Linked DNA regions of Homo sapiens: region 1 is linked to region 2. A link is an interaction called in ENCODE POLR2A ChIA-PET data of the cell type or tissue named here. Cell type or tissue: endothelial cell of umbilical vein. All regions are shown on one strand.

Region 1 (5,000 bases), 1.7 Mb before region 2:
ATCACAACAGACAATTTTCCTATCTAGCACACACAAACTTTTTCTCATCACACATGTACAATGTAAGTCATTGGTTCTGCCCTCAGTGAGTTTACTAAAAGGACTTGGATGCGTTTCAAGAATAACAAGACAGAGAGCTGGGTCAACAGCATGAGAAGGATGAAGCTAAATGCCTTAATCCTCTCATCTTTCCAAAACCACCTGCTCAGCAGCAGGCAGTTATCTTTCCTCCCTGTTGCTCAACCAAAAGAACAGGTCACCCCATGATTTTAAAGGTGGTTTTTTTCATAGATTCTAAGGGGATTTAATGGTCAGAAAAACTGGGAATGAATAATTTACAAGCAGCTGAGATTTTTCCCTTGCTCTACCAATCTTAGTTGGTTTTCCTGAAATCACAAACCAAGCCCTCCAAAATTACATGTATACAAACATACATACATAAGAGCGTGTATTTATACAGTTGATTTTCATTACTTGTAGATTCCACATTTGTGACTGCCTACTTGCTAAGATTCATTTGTAATCCTTAATACTTGAGGCACTTCTTTCGCAGTTATTAGCAGACATGTGCAGAGCGGTGAAAGTTGAGTTGCCCGGTATGCACATTCCCAGCTGAGGCTGAACAAGGCAATACTCTGCCTTCTTGTTTCAGCTCTCAGACTGTAAATAAGTATACTCGAAGTATATTTAGTGCCACGTTTTTCACATTTTTGTGCATTTTGTGGGTGATTTTGCTGCTTAAAATGGCTCCCAAGCATAGTGCTGCAGTGCTGTCTAGAGTCCCTAAGTGCAAGAAGGTTGCAAACTGCCTGACCAGAGAAAATGTTCATTAGAGAAGCTTCATTCAGGCATAGGGATAGAGCTATTGGCCATGAATTCAATATTAAGGAATCAACAATATATATTAAATACGGTGTATTTACACAGAAACACACGAAACAAGCTTATGTGTTGATAGGTTGCTGAAAATGATGTGACCAGAGGCTCACAGAAACCTAGCCATGTATTTCCCCTAGGAGCAGTGGTCCAGCATTCGCTAATTCATTGCTTGAGGTGACTTTATGGAACACAGCTACCCTGTATGAGTGACTATATAAATGTATGTATATGTGCATATCTCCACTTGTAAATTAATATCCCTTGGCAAAGAAATGGGTAATGCCTCACGTGAGCATTGCATCTGTCTGCGACTGAAGTCATGAAGCTAAGTGCTCAGTGCAACAAGGTAATATGCTAGGCCTAGTTGATAGGTGTTGATACCCTCTTTTCTTTCCAGAGTCCAAATTACATCACCTACAATCAGTGCCAAGGCAACCAACTAATACTTTCTGTAAACTACATGTGGTAAGTTAACACAGGCGCCAGTTAACCAAGGTTGAGTGCCAGAATCATTGGCTTCAATAGGCTGGTAAAAGCTGGAAGGGAAATCTGTCATTTAGAAGCTGGAGGGAGGAGGCTAGACTAGGGTGGTCTTGGGGCCATTACTCACCAGGGCAATGACGGTGGCACCAGCTCCTGCACAGGCCACAATGAACAGGTGATAGGACATGTAGAACTACAAAAGAACAGGGCATCAACATAAGCATTTGATGTTAAATGAAATGGCCTACACTCATTGTGGGGTGCTGCTTCATCTGTCTCCTTTGCAGCTCTTCTCTGCAAGACTGGGCACAGGCCTGCCTTCTCTTCATGCTCTGGCCTCATGGTGGAATCACCCGAGGAGCTTTAAAAACTTTCTGATGCCCAGACTGCCCCCCAAATCGATTAAATCTGAATACCTAAGGGCTGGGCCTCAGCCATCAGTATAACATAGTGCTGCCTTGATGGCTGTAACATGCAGCCACGGTGGGGAGCCCTGCTTCAAGCCACTGCATATTATGGATATACAAATTGACAAGTCAGATAGGGTAGGAGCTGATTATTTCTGTAACTCACTGCTTCTTAAAAGCTTGCCAGGATTTTCTTAAATATACAAGCACCTACGAATGCATTTAAGAATTTTCCTTTATAAACAGTTACAAGCCAATGACTGAAGAATGTTCTAGGGCTGAGACAATTTAAACCAAATTGTTAGGACACACTCCCTAGTAAGGACGAATGAGAATTAGAGAAGTAGCAAGTCATTCCAGAAATATAAATGATTAACTGTGGCCTCATTTATTAAAAGTTGGGTATATACACAAATTCCTCTATGAAATAGAGGGACTCCTCTATGAAAATTAACTTACATCCGTTCTGTGACAGGTGTTCTACTTTGAAAATCTTTCAAAGTAGAAAGAGTAGAAGTAGAAGAGGTGAGAGAAGAATCTAGATATATTATTAGATTTCTAGGTTTGGGATCACCTCTAAATTATTGCCCAAAGGAAAAGCCCTCCACTTCTTAAGGATTCTCACCAAATGTGTTGGACCATATGAAGTGACCATTTTTGTAGGTCAAAAATGGCTGAATAGTGATGGTTACATATAGCTCTATCTTAAAGATTCTAAACAAGGAGCTTTCCTTAATGGCATTTTAACCATCTCTCTCGCTCTTTCTACAGCTGGGAGAACCCTTTTTTCTCAGCCTAATACTCAAGGGTTATTCTGAACTGTGATGAGTTTACCTCGTTTGTGTTGCAGATGTTCTCCAGGGCAGAGCCACATATTTTTCCGGGGAAAGCATTCCAAGGAATGATACCTGTAAAATGAACCCCAATAGGATGTTAGTACAAACTATAGCGCCTCATGTTCTTAACAGACCCCACCACTTCGGATGCCAGTTACAGTGTAATTGTAGGCTATGTTCTTCATTAAGAATTGATGGATCTGCTGTCTGCAGAACAAGCATTTTGGAATAAATAGCCCCATTTGAACAATAGGCCAAAAGCAAAGCCAACTAGTCCATAAGAGATTTAAACAGCCTGATATTTTTTTCCCCTACAAATTGTGCTTTATTCAGTGAGGGTTCACATTTGGAAGTTCATATTTGTAAACATTAATTTTCAAAGCCAGGCTTTCCCTATAGTTACTGCAGGACAACCCCCTCATAAAGCATTTTATCACATTGAGGTCAAAATACATTTCCTCATGAATGCTGTGGTCTGTGGCCTTGCTGTCCAAGCTCTGTTACTGGTCTGCCAGGAGTTAAGTTCCAAAATTGCAAGTATACACTCAAACTTTCATGGCAATTTGACGGAGTAATTTATGTTTGTGGGAATCCAATAAAAAACTCTGGATTTGTACTTTGTCTTTGTTTTTATATTCATTTTTATTATGTCTTATAAACGTATTAGAAAATATTTTTGGACTGAAAATCAAATTGGTTTGTTTTTTTTTTTTTTTGAGACAGTCTTGCTCTGTCGCCCAGGCTGGAGTGGAGTGCTGCAATATTGGCTCACTGCAGCCTCCACCTCCCGGGTTCAAGCAGTTCTCTGCCTCAGCCTCCCAACTAGCTGGGATTACAGGTGCCTGCCGCCATGCCCAGCTAAGTTTTGTATTTTTAGTAGAGACGGGGTTTCACCATCTTAGCCAGGCTGGTCTTTGAACTCCCGACCTCGTGATCCACCCGCCTCAGCCTCCCAAAGTGCTGGGATTACAGGCATGAGCCATCGTGCGTGGCCGGAAATTTTTTAAAAAGAAAAAACACTACTGTCCTTTACCCCAGAGGGTGGGACAAGCAGAGTCTATGATTTCTCTCTCACTTAAACCCTGAGGCTCCTCTGCAATGACAGTTGTCCAGTGGGCTGCTGCTTTTTTTCCCCTTTAATGCATAAGTTTGTGCTTAAATATTAAACACTCCTAGGAGGTTAAGGAAAGGAGTATTAGAAGAAAAAAAATCCTTATTCCTTTCATCCTTGACACGGGCCAAGAGTACATCTTTATACTTCAGAAGCATGGGAAATTACCCCAAATTATCAGTGAAACCAGTAACTATAACAATAAATAGGCAAATATAGAGGATTTAAAAAGATGATTGCTGATTACCAAAAATTTGTGGCAAAACACTTACTTTTAAGGAATAGGAGAATGATATACATTTAGATATTCATTTACAAATAACTTTAACAGCCAACTTTAGGCTCCGTTTTTAGCTCTATCATAAAGAACAGTGTTGTTCAGCCTTGGTCTTTGTGAGAAGAGGTTAGTCTGATAGGTAGTTTCAAGCAAATTTAGTATTATGTTGTAAGGTAAGATGTTGAGACTAAGCCACATGAGAAAAACAGCAAAAATGAAATAGTCATCTCTCTTCAGAAAAGCTCTGGAAGGACAGTTATTTCCTCTTCAATTCTGATGAAAGCTATTCCCCCCCACCCCCGGTTGTTTCTGCCAAGAAAAGATTTCCTACCATGGTGGCTGGAAGCAGTAATTAGACTCCTCCCTCAGGATGCTGCCCTCTTACTCAGCTGCCCTCTCTTACTCAGCAGCGAAGTCAAGTCCCAAATTAACTGACAGGAGGAGCCAGTGGTCTCTTCTGGGGTTTGTCACAATGAACCAACCTTAGATCCCCATTGTAAGGATCTCACTCATTAGAAAATGTTTGAACTGGTTTCTAACAGCTGATAATGATTTATAGAGTATGTTCTGATGACTTTAAAATATGGCTGGATCTAATGTTGTATTTTTCAATACAGATGAAGTTTAAGCAGTTGGTCATTTTAAAAAGACCAGATTTGAGGAGTTGGATGTGCAAATTAATTGAATTATACAATGTGTGCAATATTATTTTGAATGGAAAGTTGGATGTTATAAAACTGAAAATAAAGAAAAAATACAATCTTTTTGTAGCGGAGATCCAGAAGTCTTTTTTGATTGAACTGCATTATAAAGTAGTTTCATATTAAGAAAAGCTTCTTTCACTACACACTTAACATGAAAATATAACGAAATTTTGATACCTAGCAAGCTAAAAGCCTCCCTGAAGTTTCCACCCAGAAAATAGCATATTGAAGGGAAAAGTATAAAATTACTCTAATAGAAGGGATGAAACAGATCATGACAATTAAAAGGATGCGCATGTAATA
Region 2 (5,000 bases):
TGTACATCATAATGTAGTAGAAAAAGCCTGAGGCTGAGTCTCAGGTCTGCTATTTATTAAGCTTGTGAAGTTGAGCAATTGTACTACCTCTCTGCACTTCAGTTTACCTAACTCTGTGAGAGGTGTAATAACAATAGCTACCCCTCAGGTTCTTGAATTGATTAAATTAGAGGACATATGTAAAGGAAAATACATAAATGTAAAGTCCTATGGATATATGAATATATGAGTTCCTCTTATTGTCGTTATTAGGTGGTGAGACTGTTGCAATGTAGACTTTTGGATTTGGTTGGAAAAAGAATTAGTTACCCAGGAAACCAAATCCATGTAGTAAGGAAATAATAGGAATCCCAACATGTGGAGGCCAGAAGCTTAGAGAGCAGGAAGGCAAGTAATGTGCCCAAGAGATTGCAATGGCCATTTGGAACCAAAATCAGAAACTTACGTTTTATAATTTTAACTCTTTTTGCCTTTTGTGATTTCTGTCATAATTTCCCTTTAATTCTCATTAGTAAAGTTTTTTAATGCCAGCATTTTCAGCTAAACTGAGCTAAGTTAAATTAAGGGAATGATATCACTAAAGCCCACTGTTTATTGAACACCTACTTACTCTGGGCCAAACACTGCTGGGTGCTTTACATACATTATCTAACAGCCTCCCAATGACCCAGCAAAGTAATTATTATCTCCATACGCTTCCTTGAGTCAGGACTGTAAGGATAAGCATAACTCTCCTGGGATCAACATAAGGAAATCTCAAGATGAACATAAGGTCAAGAGAGAAAGAGTTAAAGGCACATATAGAACCAGCCCTTCTCACCTAGATACTCTTCTTAAAATATACTAAGATCTTGTAGGTTTCTCTGTTGTATTTCAAAAGAGGCTAATTTGTTATAGATTACAGTTTCATTTATTTGAATTATACATTGCCCTATTCCCGTGGCTTTTTAAAATATGCACATATTCCTAGGAAAGTAGCCCCATAAACCATTCATTCCTTAGTATAAACATGTCAAAGTCACAGAAGTCAAGGAAGGGATGAGAAGCAGTTCTAAATTAAGGGAAACTAAGTGCCATGTTTGATTTTGAATTGGATCCTTGATCAGAAAAAAAGTGAGTGATTATAAAGGCCATTATTGGAATAATTAGAAAAATTTTAAAGATGAAATATATTTTAAATAATAAATGCAGCCATAAAAAAGAATGAGTTCATGTCCTTTGCAGGGACATGGATGAAGCTGGAAGCCATCATTCTCAGCAAACTAACACAGGAACAGAAAACCAATCACCGCATGTTCTCACTGATAAGTGACAGTTGAACAATGAGAACACATGGACACAGGGAGGGGAACATCACACACCAGGGCCTGTTGGGGGATGAGGGGCAAGGGGTGGGAGAGCATTAGGACAGATACCTAATGCATGGGGGGCTTAAAACCTAGATGATGGGTTGATGGGTGCAGCAAACCACCATGGCACATGTATCCCTATGTAACAAACCTGCACATTCTGCACATGTATCCCAGAACTTAAAGTAAAATAAAAATTAAAAAATTTTAAAAATTAATAATAATAATAATATTGTATCAGTGTTAAATTTCCTGAGTTTGATAATCGTATTACAGTTATATAAGGGAACATCCTTGTTAATATAAGCTATGTGCTGAAGCATTTATGGATGACATTATTTAGGTCATACCATCTACTACTTCCTCATAAATTATTAAGCACAATATAATAATGATTTTAAAATTTAAAGAATAATACATATGTACAGAGAGAAAGAGATACAGCAGATGTGGCAATCAGTTAATAATTGGTGAATCTAGGTAAAAGGCATATGGATGCTCATTGTATTAATCTTATTCTTGCAACTTTTCTGTACATTTGAAAATTTTCACAATAAAAAGTAGATGGAAGTGTATGTTTATTCAGGCCTTTTTTTTAGAACCTTTTGCTAAAATTTAGCCCCACCCTTCCCCTTCTGCCACAAGAAAACACCATGTGTTGTAACCCACTCACTTTCTTTACAGATATATCTCTAAAATCCTAACATCAAGCTGATCTGTATATGCATTTTACTAGTTATTTTTTCTTCAAAAATGATATGTAATTGTGTTGTTCTCAACATACTCATGGTTAGACTTTTCTTTTTTCTTTTTGGCTTATTAACTGTTGAGTGAAAGACCTATATCCTTCCGGAACCATTTGCTCTTACCTTGGTTGCTGGCCAAATGGGGTTTTTATTGTTCTGTGATAACAGCACTTACTGAATGTTTCTCCTCTTGGATCAACGTTTGCTAACGTCTTGTTTTCTTCCTGTCTGCTCCTCAGAGATAAGGGGTAACCCCCACCTGCTGGTCAAGTACCATAGTGGGTTCTTCGTGGACGGGAAGTTCCTGTGTTGCCAGCAGAGCTGTAAAGCAGCCCCAGGATGTACCCTCTGGGAAGCATGTAATGTGTGATTCCTCTGTTGGACTGGACGTTGGGTGGATAGTGCTCCATTAGGCTAAACCTGCCAGAGGCCAGAAGAGCTTGCCAGAAAACAAGATGTGCCAGATTGGTTGGCATCATGAAAATTCAGCCTTGCAGATGCTATGTGACAAATGAAATCTCATTCTAGGGTCAATTGAGTCATGGCCATTAAGATAATAACAATATTAACATCTGCCATTCTTTCATTTCATGAGAAACATTTTAAAAATTTGAATCATTAATCAAGCAATGAGCTGTTATTTCCTCCCATAATTTTTCTTGGTTCAAGATAAACTCCAAAAAGGTAGAATATGTTAGATATGTCATCATAGTTCAAACAGCTAGGTTTCCAGTTTGGTAAGAAAACCAGCTCGCTCTTCGTATAAATAACGAAAATCACAAACTGAAAAAACAACATTATTAAAAAAAAAAAAGATATAACTTAAGTAACACTTTTCATCACCATGTATACTAAAATGATGGTCAAATTTTAAAATATATATTTAAAGCAGTTCGCCATTCTCTATATGTGTGTTAATTTCTTAATGACATGAGAGAAGGGGCTGCTTTACGTGAAATCAGATTCTATCCAGAGTTGTACTCCCAGGGAAACAAGAGGGACTTATATGTATTTAAAGTTTATAATTATTTAACATAAAGTTGTTGATAAATACAAAATAGGATAACTTATTTTGGTAACAGTTTTACCAGCCTGGACAAAATATGCCTGGATTACAATGGCTTTAAAGAATTGAATGAGATCAGCTACAAAATAGAACTTCATGAAATGGAAAAGATACAGGCACATAAAATATTTTTTAAATTCACTTCATGACAGTATTGATACCCAACAATCATGTTAATGTTAATACTGGTCATTTTACCCCCAAAAAATCAATTAATAAATATTCATTGTGTTTTCCATCTTAATTAGACTATACAGTGAATATTTATTAATCTCAACTAGATCACATTGCTCTATATACTCATGAATTATAGTTATTTAATGAACTATACAGATTGGTTGCACATGGGTCTTCGCTCCACTGTAAGGGACTGAGGAGTAATGTCTCCTTATGGTATTAATCATTTTCCCCAGTGGTTTTGTCTATGGTCTATTTGGTCTATTATCATTACCTAGCAGGTCAGATTCCAGCTTTGACAATGCCCTAACTTTCTGGAAGGAGCAGGAAAAAGGCCAGAGAGAGCACTGCCTTGGGATTGCCTTCCTAGGCTCTGTCTGGATGACACTCACCATGTGTTCTGGGTGCCACAGGTGCTGTGCCTCTGAGGAAAACTACAGAGTGTAGAGGTGTTGCAGCTCCTGAGCAGCTGTAATACTGTCTATCTGTCCAAGTATAATTTATTCCCTTGGCTTCTTCTGCTGAGCTACTGGGAAGTCCATGGGCATAACAACTAAAAGAGAAAAAGTTAGGTGTCTTTATTTCTTTTTGTCCAAGATGCCTTGATCCATCCTCTTTCCAGGATACATGGCCTACATAGGAGTTGGGCCTTATATAGGAAAGCTACAGAATCACTCCAGATGTTGTGTCTGGATTCACTTAATCTGGAGTATTGCTCACACAAGCTGGTTCATTCTTTTAATTCATAACATTGAGTGTTTCTCTTTGTTTTGTTTAAAGTTCCTTCTGATATTACTTTGTTTTAATGTTCAGATGCTAATCTGCATACTGCAGTCAATGAAGAGAAACACAGAGTTCCCACCTTCCCAGACAGAGTGGTAAGTCAACATTTTAAAAATGTTTTTCATGGTCAGGATATATTAAATAAACCAAGAGTTGCCAGATTCAAGACTAGAAAATGTGGAATTCATTTAGACTTCTCAGCAAAGAGAGAAAAACCATGAGCTCTAGATAATAGCTATGGGTGGTATTGAATAGCGGATTCAAATATAGAACCATTGTAATATCTCATATTTTTGCATTTCATTGTTGTGTCTTTTCCTAGCCAGTAAGCCCATAAATAGTCACCAAAAAAAAAAAAAGAAAAAATGGGTGCATGCGGGAGATGTCCTTAAGATGGCATCACACATAACAGGCAGCTGTTATTAGCTGTCATTCTTTCCTTACCATCAACATGGCCAAGACTGCTTTGTGGAAGTATCCTGGTGTTGAAATGAAACTCTATAGGACAAAAGCAGAAAACAACATAATTCTTTCCCTCCATTATCCCTTCAAAGCTATTCAGTGGGCTTTCTTCCCTGCTTCCAAATAAAGTCTTTGCCAAATTCCATAGTTTTGCAGTCATTCTCAAATGATAAAAATGTCCCCATTACTTGTAATCATAAGAACAGCCTCTGAATTGTTCCATCCAATGTTATTATCACATGACTGCAAACATCATTCCAAGTTAAACATCTGTCACCTAGCTTGGGCCTGCATCACCTGGCAGCATGCTTTTGGGGAGGGATTTTGGGGGGGCTGAGATTCATGGCCCTTTCAGAGTTAGTTCCAAGGAAGATGAGGTCTAATTAAAAAAAGACACACATAGCTGTTTCTATCATG

What was found. ChIA-PET counts read pairs that join two places held together with the same protein. Peaks named below come from ENCODE experiments on the same cell type or tissue, not always from the same donor. Only the 100,000 strongest peaks of a DNase experiment are listed, where the experiment ranks them.
Region 1: POLR2A ChIA-PET joins it to region 2 with 7 read pairs; 1 of 35 experiments calls an interaction of 5 or more read pairs at or near these places.

The regions. Positions count from the first base shown.
Region 1 is chrX:13,774,749-13,779,748 of GRCh38, forward strand. GPM6B (glycoprotein M6B) reads right to left here. Exons shown (of 8, transcript NM_001001995.3): 6 at 2,604-2,677; 7 at 1,490-1,555. Among named protein-coding and RNA genes, the nearest start is that of GPM6B, 40 kb to the right of the region's middle. In endothelial cell of umbilical vein, no CTCF peak of the experiment used is centred here; a DNase peak (open chromatin) is centred at 4,353.
Region 2 is chrX:15,513,778-15,518,777 of GRCh38, forward strand. BMX (BMX non-receptor tyrosine kinase) reads left to right here. Exons shown (of 19, transcript NM_203281.3): 5 at 2,335-2,454; 6 at 4,152-4,216. It also overlaps a transcript of ACE2 not described here. Among named protein-coding and RNA genes, the nearest start is that of BMX, 15 kb to the left of the region's middle. In endothelial cell of umbilical vein, no CTCF peak of the experiment used is centred here; a DNase peak (open chromatin) is centred at 2,424; H3K27ac peaks cover 3,679 bases.